Linked DNA regions of Homo sapiens: region 1 is linked to region 2. A link is a contact called in ENCODE Hi-C data. All regions are on one chromosome and are shown on one strand. Each heading gives the region's core, a stretch centred on a gene start or an enhancer-like site at or near the end of the contact. The rest is flanking DNA. Distances are from core to core; before and after follow the strand shown.

Region 1 (5,166 bases), core at 1,748-4,247, 250 kb after region 2:
TTTAAACTGATACACCTGTGGCAATTGGTTACCGAGGAAGAAAGATCACCTGGGCTGGAGAGTGGAGGGAACAGGGCCTAGGATGCTGGTGATGAAAGGACACAGGTCCCACTATCGGTGCCACGCTGGCCACAGGAGCATCTCCTCTGGGACAGGAGCATCGCAGTCATGAGTAGTGTTAAATGCATTCCTTCACTCATTCAGCCAACGTCTCTCAAACATTTGCTACGATATAAGTGCTAGCTGGGTGTCTGGAGCTCAAATCTCATGAAAGGACAGAAGGCCAAACAGACAACACCCAGGGAAATGAGTCCCAGGATAGGAACAAGGTCCCCGCCTGCCCCTACCCCACCTCTGGCACCCAGATGCTGTGGGAGGTGAGAGAAGGGTCACTGGTCCACCAGGGGTCGAGGTTTCTCAGGGCTTGAAGCCCTGTCGTGGGTCTTGGTGCCCAGGAAGGAGACAGAGGCCATGTCGGGGTGGGCCACACTCAGGGGGAAGCAGCAGACTGGCTGGGCTGGTACATGGACCATAAGGGACCTGGCCACCAGGTGTGCCGGGATCAGCTCAGGAGAGCCTTACAGTTCAGACAGGAAAGTTGGGACTGAGGATGCCAAGCAGGGGAAAGAGGCTGGGGTTAGGACACATCCCAGGACTTCCCCAACCGTTAGGACAGTGACCTTCAAACCATGTCAGCCCCTGCCCTCTGGGGCCATGTGCCCCCGCACACCCTGACTGGGGGATAGCAGCCCGTGCCGGTGGCCTGGAACACCACATCCACACACACCACCTGTAAGTGAATGAATTCACACTTTGGTTTGTGTACCAGCCTTGGGGACTGCTATGCCGCCAGCACCTGGCACATAGCAAACAATCCATGTTAGCTTTACAGGTAAATAAAAGACAAAGGCGGGTGTCTGAGAGACTGGCCGCATCAGGGAAAACAGTGAAGGAGGGGTGTCTGATGCCCAGGGCATGATGGGGGAGGGGTCAAGGCCTGCAGGCCAAAGGAAGCCAGCTGGGGACAGATGGCAGACAGCATCCCTCACCCTGTGGCACAAGCCTGGAAGCTGGGTCTGCCCTCCCTCAGGAGCTGTGCAGCAGAGCCACTGTTGCACTGTGACAGGACACCTTGATACCCGCTTCTTGGATGGAGAGGGTGCACTTGTTCTGAATGAGGAGCTCAAGGTGGGAAAATAAGCTCCGAGCTCTGTCTTTGCCACAAAGATGGCAGCAGAGGCCCTGAGTTCATCTGACTACATAGGTGATTGGGAAGGACTTCTGACTGTTCTCGCAGGGTCCAGAGGACCTGACTCTGCCACCAGCTCCCGGAGGGTGGGGGCGCTCCTGGCAGCGCCTCCCCTCCACGGGCTCTGCTTTCCTAGTGGGGTCAAATCAATTACTTGCAGGTCTCTAAATGCAAAGTGCAAAGTTCCATGTATTGATTCATCTAATCCTCAAAACAATCCTGTGTGCTTTTCCAAGCCCATTTCACAGATGAAGAGGTTGGATTGGTGAGGGGGTTTTCCACTTTTACAAATTTTTAGTTGACAAATCCTTCTTGGGAGAAAAGAGTACAAAAAAGACCAATGTGTAAAACAGACAGATTGGAGCAACTCTGTTTAGGGGAGGAATGGAGGGAGATAAGGCTCTCCAGAAACAAGAGGCCCTGAAGACACATCTATGAAGTCAGCCTTAAGGGCTGAGCCTGAGGACTGGTGAAGCTCACTCAGCTGGACTCCCTTCCCCAGGGCCACAGATTGCCTGTGGCTGAAGTGAAGTTGTGGAGAGCGCCTCGGGGGCTGGGACTGTCCGCCCGACACCTGGACACCCTGCTCATGCCCGCCTGGGGCAGTGCTGTGAGGGTGCGGGAGGGCCACTCCGCGGAGGCCCTGACAGGCCATGCGTTCCTCTGATGGCCTGTCCCACTTCAGAGCCCAGGACCTGCGTGACAACATCCCACAGCCACTTCAGGAAAAGAGGACTAGGAGAGACTGGTGAGGGCAGCCAGGGCTCTGCTGAGCAGTGGGACAGCGGGGAAGACAGAAATCCTCCAGGGTCTGCCCAGATGGCCAGAGGGCGAAAGGGGTGCTCCAAATCACAGACCCGCTGCAGCCTTGCCCTTAGACACCACCCAGGTCTGTCCCCCAACTTCATAGACCAGGAAACTGAGGCCCAGAGAGAAAGAGGTGAATTTGCCTAGGTTTCTCAGCTGATGGGTGGCACGGCCTGGACAAGAACCCAAATCTCTTGACCTCTGGTCCAGTACCCTTTTCCAAAGGAAAAGGAAAACATGGTTTTGCGAGAATAACACAGAGACAGGGCCAAATAAGTCAAAATGAGGACTAGACACTTGAAGGTAGGAGCCCTGTATCTGCGACGCGATTCTCTGTTAACCTGCCGGGTGACCTGGGGCAGAAAGCAACCCCCAACCCTGGTCTGGATCCAGTTTCCTCCCGAGTGGGGTCTAACACCCTCACCAGCACCTTCCACTCTGGAGTGAGAGGGACAGGTACAAGAGCGCCGCTGCCGCCTGGGATCTCTGCACAGCCACTTCGCAGGCAGCCTGAGAAACGTCCGTTGCTCCACCAGGCGGAGTTCTGCCCCGCGAGTCTTCATCCCAGGTAAGGCCCCCCCACCTCGTGCCCTGAGTCTACGCGCGGGCCTTTTCCTTTGAGCCAGGGATACACCCGCCGCCGGCCCCCACAGGTCTGCGCTCATGCACATCGCCTTGCATCCGTTCAGTTACCGGCACCCGCTCCCTCGCTCGCAAACTCCCGCACTAGCCCGGCCACCGCCTCTGCTCGCGCGCGCGGGGTGCTGGAGCCTCACCGCGGGCGCTCTAGCCCCGGGCGGGTTCCCGGGAAGCCGCGGCGAGCGCGGGGAGGCGAGGATCCCGGCAGAGATGGGTAGGGTGCCAACGCCCAGGCCCCGCCCTCTCCACCCGGCCCCGCCCCCGCAGGGCCCGCCCCGGCCGGCAGGGAGGATGTGAGCTCACTCCCGCCTCCATGTTCCCGGAGTCGCCTGGAAGCGTCCGCCCAAGGTCGCGGGCCGCTTGGGGAGTCAGCAGCGCGCCAGGCCCCTTCGGGCCCCACACGCATTAGGTGCCTTCTTGATGGGTACGGAGTGAACGCGGGCGGCGGCGGGACCGAGGCAGCGCCCAGTTTGTAACCGCCGCGCCGCCCGTGCCCGCGCGCGCCACACCCCAGCGCGCTTCCGGCCGGGCCACGTGACCGCGCGTGCACGTGTTCCGGCCTCTCCGCTTCGCCGCTCCGAACCTCCTCCTGGTCGTCCCGGCATTCGTCCACGCGGAGCCGGCTTGGGCGGGGCCCGGGAGGCGGCGGCCGGAGAAGCCGCGGAGACGCGAGCGCCGAGCGTCGCGAGGGAGCAGGCCCGGGCAGGCAAGCGGCGGCCTCCGCCATGAACCCCAGGGGCCTGTTCCAGGACTTCAACCCCAGTAAGTTTCTCATCTACACCTGCCTGCTGCTCTTCTCGGTGCTGCTGCCCCTCCGCCTGGACGGCATCATCCAATGGAGCTACTGGGCCGTCTTTGCCCCCATATGGCTGTGGAAGCTTCTAGTCGTCGCAGGCGCCTCCGTGGGCGCGGGCGTTTGGGCCCGCAACCCTCGCTACCGCACCGAGGGAGAGGCCTGTGTGGAGTTCAAAGCCATGCTGATCGCTGTGGGCATCCACCTGCTGCTGCTCATGTTCGAAGTCCTGGTCTGCGACAGGGTGGAGAGGGGCACCCACTTCTGGCTGCTGGTCTTCATGCCTCTCTTCTTCGTGTCCCCCGTGTCCGTGGCTGCCTGCGTCTGGGGCTTTCGACACGATAGGTCGCTGGAGCTGGAGATCCTGTGCTCGGTCAACATCCTGCAGTTCATCTTCATCGCCCTAAAGCTGGACAGGATTATTCACTGGCCGTGGCTGGTGGTGTTTGTGCCCCTGTGGATCCTCATGTCGTTCCTTTGCCTGGTCGTCCTCTATTACATCGTCTGGTCCCTCCTGTTCCTGCGGTCCCTGGATGTGGTTGCCGAGCAGCGGAGAACACACGTGACCATGGCTATCAGTTGGATAACGATTGTCGTGCCTCTGCTCACTTTTGAGGTCCTGCTGGTTCACAGATTGGATGGCCACAATACATTCTCCTACGTCTCCATATTTGTCCCCCTTTGGCTTTCCTTACTAACTTTAATGGCCACAACATTTAGGCGAAAGGGGGGCAATCATTGGTGGTTTGGCATTCGCAGAGACTTCTGTCAGTTTCTGCTTGAAATTTTCCCATTTTTAAGAGAATATGGGAACATTTCATATGATCTCCATCACGAAGATAGTGAAGATGCTGAAGAAACATCAGTTCCAGAAGCTCCGAAAATTGCTCCAATATTTGGAAAGAAGGCCAGAGTAGTTATAACCCAGAGCCCTGGGAAATACGTTCCCCCCCCTCCCAAGTTAAATATTGATATGCCAGATTAAACTCCTAGAGAGGACCCAGGCACACACAGACTCCACTTGGCCTTCGCCTCTTGTTCATTCATCCCAAACCTGGAAATGGAAACAGGCTTCAAACACTCGTCTCACGCCGTGTTTGAGATCACCGCCTCATCAGTATGCATCATAGATGGAGGTGGTTTCAGTATGTGGGTGTGTGTGATGTGTACCTGGGTAAGAGACTTGCTTTCCAGGTTCGCACTTTCAGGTGTAGCTGGGGGCAGTAAGTCGAATTGTTTTAGTAGGTCCTCAAAAGGAATAACCACACAGCTGTTTGTTTAAATGCTACTGTACCTATCAAAACTATTGTTTAAAAAGTATTTTTATACACTGCTAATCTAAAATTGTATTTCAGATTGTGCCTGTCATAACAATAGCAAATGTAAAAAGTTCTCTTTCCCACCACTTGTTTATAAACCTCATAGTTGATATTTTTAGTGTTCCTACTGTTAAAATACTCTCTCCTTGGGCTTTGCTGATACTGGTCTTTAATATTCTGATAGGTGAATTTTTCTAATGGAATGAACCCATGCATATATAGTATTTATATGAATATTTTAGCAGTGTAATATGTTGAATTCTAGTTCTCTGCATTACCATTATTACGTTAAAGTATTTTTTAAAGCTTAGGTGTGAAGATATGTGTCTATTGCAGATGTCCTTGAAAACTGCATAAAA
Region 2 (5,223 bases), core at 1,135-3,634:
TGTGTCCCACGTCTTTTTCTTCCTGATGATTTTGAAAGCATCTATTCACTGTCATCACATCCTCCCCTCATATTCGCTTGTACTGTGCTCACTGTATCTGACCCCTCAACACCAGACACCCACTCACATACTGACACCTTAGTTTGTGCCAGACCCCACAGAACTAGAGCTAGACCCAGAGATAACCCATAGATACACACACAAACGCACACACAACCTGAGTTGCACAAAGATGTGTGCTCATACAGACCCGTGCCCACAGAGGTCGCAACCACACATGCACATGTGTGTCTCCTCAAGGCTTAATTGTCACCTCCTCTGTGAAGCAAGAGCCTCATCAGAGTACTCATCATCAGGAGAGCCTGGGTTACGTTGCTGTAACAAGTAACACCAGATCCTGGTAGTTTTTGGTAGTCAGGTGGAGGCTCTGCTCCACACAGTCACTTGGGGATTCAGGCTGCCAGCAGCTCCATCATTTTGCATCCTGAGCAGCTAGAATGTCCTCAGTGGCTGTGGCAGGGGAAGAGAAAAGGCAGAGGGTGAAGCCTCGGGCTAAAGGGAGGTGTCACCTGTGCCCTATTTCATTGGCCAGAATTAGTCATATGACCCCACCAAACTGCAGGGGCAACGGGAAGTGTAGTCTTCTGTGTTTGCATTCTGTATCTTGAAGTCAGGAATGAGTTCCCTGGGGCTAAAATCAAGGCATCAGTAGGAATTGTTCCTTTGGAAGGCTCCAAGGGTGCTCACATTCCTTGGCTTGTGGCTCACCCCTTTCCTCCATTTTCAAAACCACAGAATAGCATCTTCTATTCCCTGTGACCTCCTGCTTTCCTCTAACAGGGACCATTGTGCCCGCCCTGGTAATCCAGGATAACCATCCCTCTCAAGGTCCGTATCTTCACCACATCTGCAAAGGTCCTTTTGGCATGTGAGGTCACATCCACAGATCTGGGGGAGTAAGACATGGCCATCTGTTATGGACTGAATATTTGTGTCTCCCTAAAATTCCAATGTTGACATTCTACCCTGCACTGTGATGGTGTTAGGAGGTGGGGCCTTTGGGAGGTGATGAGGTCATGAGGCTGGAGCCCCCATGATGGGATTAGCAGTCTTAGAAGAACAGGCAGAAGAGTTTGCCATGGCTCACTCTGCTCTCTTCCATGGGTATGCATAGCAAGAAGGCAGCCATCTGTGAGCCCAGAAGAGACCCTCCCCAGAACCCAACCATCCTGGCACCCTGACCTCAGACTTCCAGCCTCCAGAATCGTGAGACATAAATACCTGCTGTTTAAGCCACCCAGTCTATAATATTCTGTTCTAGCAGTCTGAACTAAGGCACCCTCTTGGTGTGGCACATTATTCTGCCTAGCACAGCATTCCAGAAAGGAGAGAGATGGCACAGGGTTTTGAGGACACACAGCACTGCCCCTGCCATCCAGCTCTCCTCCCCTGCACTGTCATTGCCCATGCAGCCTCTCCAGAGAAGCAGTCGCGCTCTGTAGGGGCAGGCGCCGGCCATGAGCATCTCTGCCCAGCAGATGGCTGGCAGATAGCAGGGGCCTGGGAAGGCCTGTAAGAAGGGAGAAAAGAAGAAAAATATGAATGAATGATTTTGGCAGGATCAACAGTTGTGTGAAGACAGAAAAAGCATGAAAGAAAGTGGATTCTAACGAATACAGAGGCAACCACATCACACAGAGCCAACAGGGGAAGGGGGTGGCCCTGAAGTGGAGGTTCTGAGGGAAGCAGCGGCGTTTCATGCCCAGATATGGAGGAATGGTGAGCACGAAAAGTGTGGAAAGAAAGGGCAGAGGGAGGCAGAAGGAAGCCCTTAGTCTGAGCCAGGCACTGTGCTAGGCATTTTACCATCAGCGCTCCCTAAGGTCTGCACAACACCCTTGCACGCAGTGCCCTGCAGATGAAGGGACTGAGACTCGGGAAGAAGTCCCTGATCCAAGTTCACATGGCTGGACAGTCTGTTGTGCCAGGATTTACAGGCCTTGCTTGGCTGGTTCTGAAACCAGCTGCCATCCCAGGACACCCAGCTCTGTGGCAAGCTTTGACACACTTACAGTGGCCTTAGTGTCCCCACCTCTTTAGGTCTCAGATCCTTCATCTGGAAAATGAAGAGGTTGGGCTAGGTAATCCCCAAGCTCCCTCTCAGCTCCAGCCTCCTTGGGTCCTTGGGCAGCTCTAAATCAGAATGGAGTTCCTGGAGGGGCTGGGGGTCTGAACTTCCTCCCACTGACAACAGACACGCAGTTCCATCTGTGTTGCCAAGACAATCCAGGGCAAGGAGGGAGAGGCCCAAAGCAGAGATGACTCCATGCCCAAAAAATGAGTATCATAGCAGCCCACAGGATTGTGCAAGCTGCCCGTGAGGCTGCCAGTCGGCCTGGCCCGGAGGAGGGCTGTTTACACTTCCCAAGTGTGTTTGCAGTTAACTCCATCCGCCTGGCCCGTGTGCACAGCCCTCAGGGCTGCCAGCAGCGTCTATGTGGAGACAACAGGAACGGATCTCACCAGGCCCTTTATCTCAGACACCAGACACCCATTTGTTCATTCATTCATTCATTCACATACATGTTCATTTCCTCATTCATTCCCATAGTGTTTGCCAGGCATTGTGTAAGGCACTGGGGACACAGAGGTAAACAAGATAACGCTCTGAGAAGTCTCCAGGACCCAAGAACCTCGAAGAACAGTGAGACACTAAATATAGAGAATGACTCTCCCGGCCAGGTTGGTACAATGAGTTATGTGCTTGGAGTTCAGGGAACACAGGGCAGGAGACTTCGGTATCTTCCTATGGAAAATATTTAACCACTAGTTGAAAAATCAAATAAGATAATAACTCTGTACTCAATTGTCTTTGGAAATATGTTTTCTCATGAACGCGGATATGTGAAAATGTCACATTCAAAGTTTTCTTTAAATCCTATTTGAAGCCTGGCCGGAAAAAACCACCTTAGTTACTTTCAGGACTCCCAGGTTCTGAGGCCAAGCAAAGGGCCTGGGGTTTGCACAGTTTGCTAGGCACCAGGGAGGGTTCCTCAGAGGTCCCTGTTCTCCCACTTAGCATGCTCCTTGACGCCCAGTGGCTGGGGCCAGGTTGAGGGCTCAGAATGCTGGAGCATAGCTGTGTTTTGACTCCAGCTTCTCTGGACAGACAGCAACTTTTGGAAAACCATGCCACATCCCAAGGCACTGCTATGGAAAGGGCTTAGGTCAGGCCTCTGGGACTTGGGCGTTCTTCCCAGATACTAGAAACCTTCCTTCTTCCCTTTTCCTTCCCACTCATCTTTTTTTTTTTTTTTTTTTTTTTTTGGTGTTTTCTTTCTTGGCCTTCTTCTTTCACAAAGGACAGGAAAAGATGTTTCCTGCAAGTAGATTCAGGCAAATATCTGCAAATGCCCCTGAGACTAGGAAACAGAAAGAAGTCTGGCTACATATACGGGACATTGAAAGGAAAAATACAAAGGGAAAACGCCATAAATTCATATTTCAACAAATTATCTGCCTTGCACAGAAATAACTGTCTAATTTTGTTTATCATTTCTTTAGGACATATTTCCAGGAGTAAAACCAAGAGATCAGCACATTTTGAAGAATGTTTTTCAAGCTGCTTTTCTAAAGGTTTATACCAATTTACCCTCCCGCCAGCAATGTGCAAATGTTGTCTAGTTCACCACACTATCACCAGCATCAAATGTTAGGATATTTTATTTTTTCCATCTTTGAGTATTTTGTAAACTAAAGAACTTTATTTTCAAAATATTTGCATTCATGTCACTTACTGATTTTACAAGTATTTTATTTCCAACACTCCCTTTAAATACAGAAATTCCTGTTACAGTGTGAGTAGATAGACCCTAGGGATGCCTTAGATTTTACTAGGTCACTAATAATGTGTCCTTCCAGGTGTCTTTTCTCACCCAAGACACCTTTCCCTCTTTGACTGGGAAATTCTAATTGGTGCTTCCGTGTCTCCCCACCTTCAGAAATCCTCGATGCAGTCCCTAGCAAGGAGGCTGCCCAATGGCCTGATTCATACCTGGATTATCAAATCCACCACCTCATGCTGTGGGAGGGGGGCAGGCCTGTGTGCCTCAGTCCTCACTGAGCCTCAAAGAGCCTCTGTTTCCTCCACAGCAGTTAGAATGGTGCCTGTCGCTTGGGGTTGGGTGGGCATGAGGCAAGATAAAGTCTGGAAAGTGCTCAATAAGCACCCAGCACTACACACTTAGTGAACTTAAGCTATTATACTGTTATTATTACTATTATTATTCTCCTTCTCTCTCTGGAAGGCAAGGAAATTACTTTTATCTCTGGATCTCTGGTTGTGGGCCCAGAATATCTAAGTAGATCAATCAAACTGCTATTGAGTAAGCATTTCTCTGCCCTTGGCACCAGCTTTCCATATGTAAGACTGGGCTGTGAGTACTACAGTACTATCTTCTCCGGCAGGTGGCTGCTTGGATGACTCCACTCCCATTCGCTCACTCCCACACCTCCCACCCATGCTTGCCTGGCCCTGCCATTAACACTGCAGAAGAACATCCAAGTGTTTGCATTCCCAGCATCCCTTGCTGCCAGGGTTGGCCATGTGACCCACTTTTGGCCGATGAGACACCAACAGGGTGCTCCTGGGAGACCCTCTACTTTCCCAGGGAGTCGAGGCTGCCATCTTGCCACCACAAGGCAACGAGGAGGCCCACGTGCTAAGGACGATGAACAGAAAGCTGGGAAGAGCCCAGTACTTGGCATCACCAGCAGCTGACCAAGGCCATCAACCACTCGTTTTCAGAATTATGATGTCAGAAAAATAAACCTAATTTTGTTTAAGCCACAGTGAGTTGAGATTCCCCTTAAGTGAAGCCAAACGTTTCTATCTGATACCCATGAATGAACGCTTTAACGTGCTCATCAAATATTATGCTCCCTACTTACCTTTTCTTCTTTCTCTTTAAAAGGCCCTTTGCTGGCCCTTAGGGAAAGCCAAGGGGCCCAGGAACTCACCACATGTTTGAATCAGGGGTCTGATGCTGAAGAAGCCAGTGGCAGTATAACTTACCCTAAGCATTTCTCACCTTCTCTACCCCAAATAGGGGCTGGGGATCAAGGACTTCCTGAGGGCTAAGATGAGAGGAGCAGGCCCAGGAGATCCAAGGAACAGACCAGAAGATACAGCCCAGGAAAGGGGGGTTGCAGGCTCAGGCCCTT

The links. Hi-C counts contacts between places; a loop is a spot of excess contacts on that map. Pooled maps may share reads with other maps.
Region 1: a map of ascending aorta shows a loop between it and region 2 (7-fold over the local background). The contact joins the promoter of TMEM185B here to the enhancer-like site in region 2. A Hi-C loop is called at or near these places in 2 of 168 maps with a recorded cell type or tissue (Caco-2 and ascending aorta) and 4 of 50 pooled maps.

Annotation. Positions count from the first base shown.
Region 1 is chr2:120,221,231-120,226,396 of GRCh38, reverse strand. TMEM185B (transmembrane protein 185B) reads left to right here and starts at 2,997. Exons shown (of 1, transcript NM_024121.3): 1 at 2,997-5,166. The coding sequence starts at 3,421. The coding sequence ends at 4,473. RefSeq lists an enhancer at 2,041-2,704 and silencers at 2,799-2,959, 2,679-3,048, 3,199-3,398.
Region 2 is chr2:120,467,637-120,472,859 of GRCh38, reverse strand. No RefSeq gene overlaps it. Among named protein-coding and RNA genes, the nearest start is that of LINC01101, 3.9 kb to the right of the region's middle. Within about 2 kb of position 2,384, at least 23 of the 41 ENCODE cell types and tissues checked have a DNase peak (open chromatin) inside an H3K27ac peak, as active enhancers do; they include ascending aorta, where a contact is called at or near this core.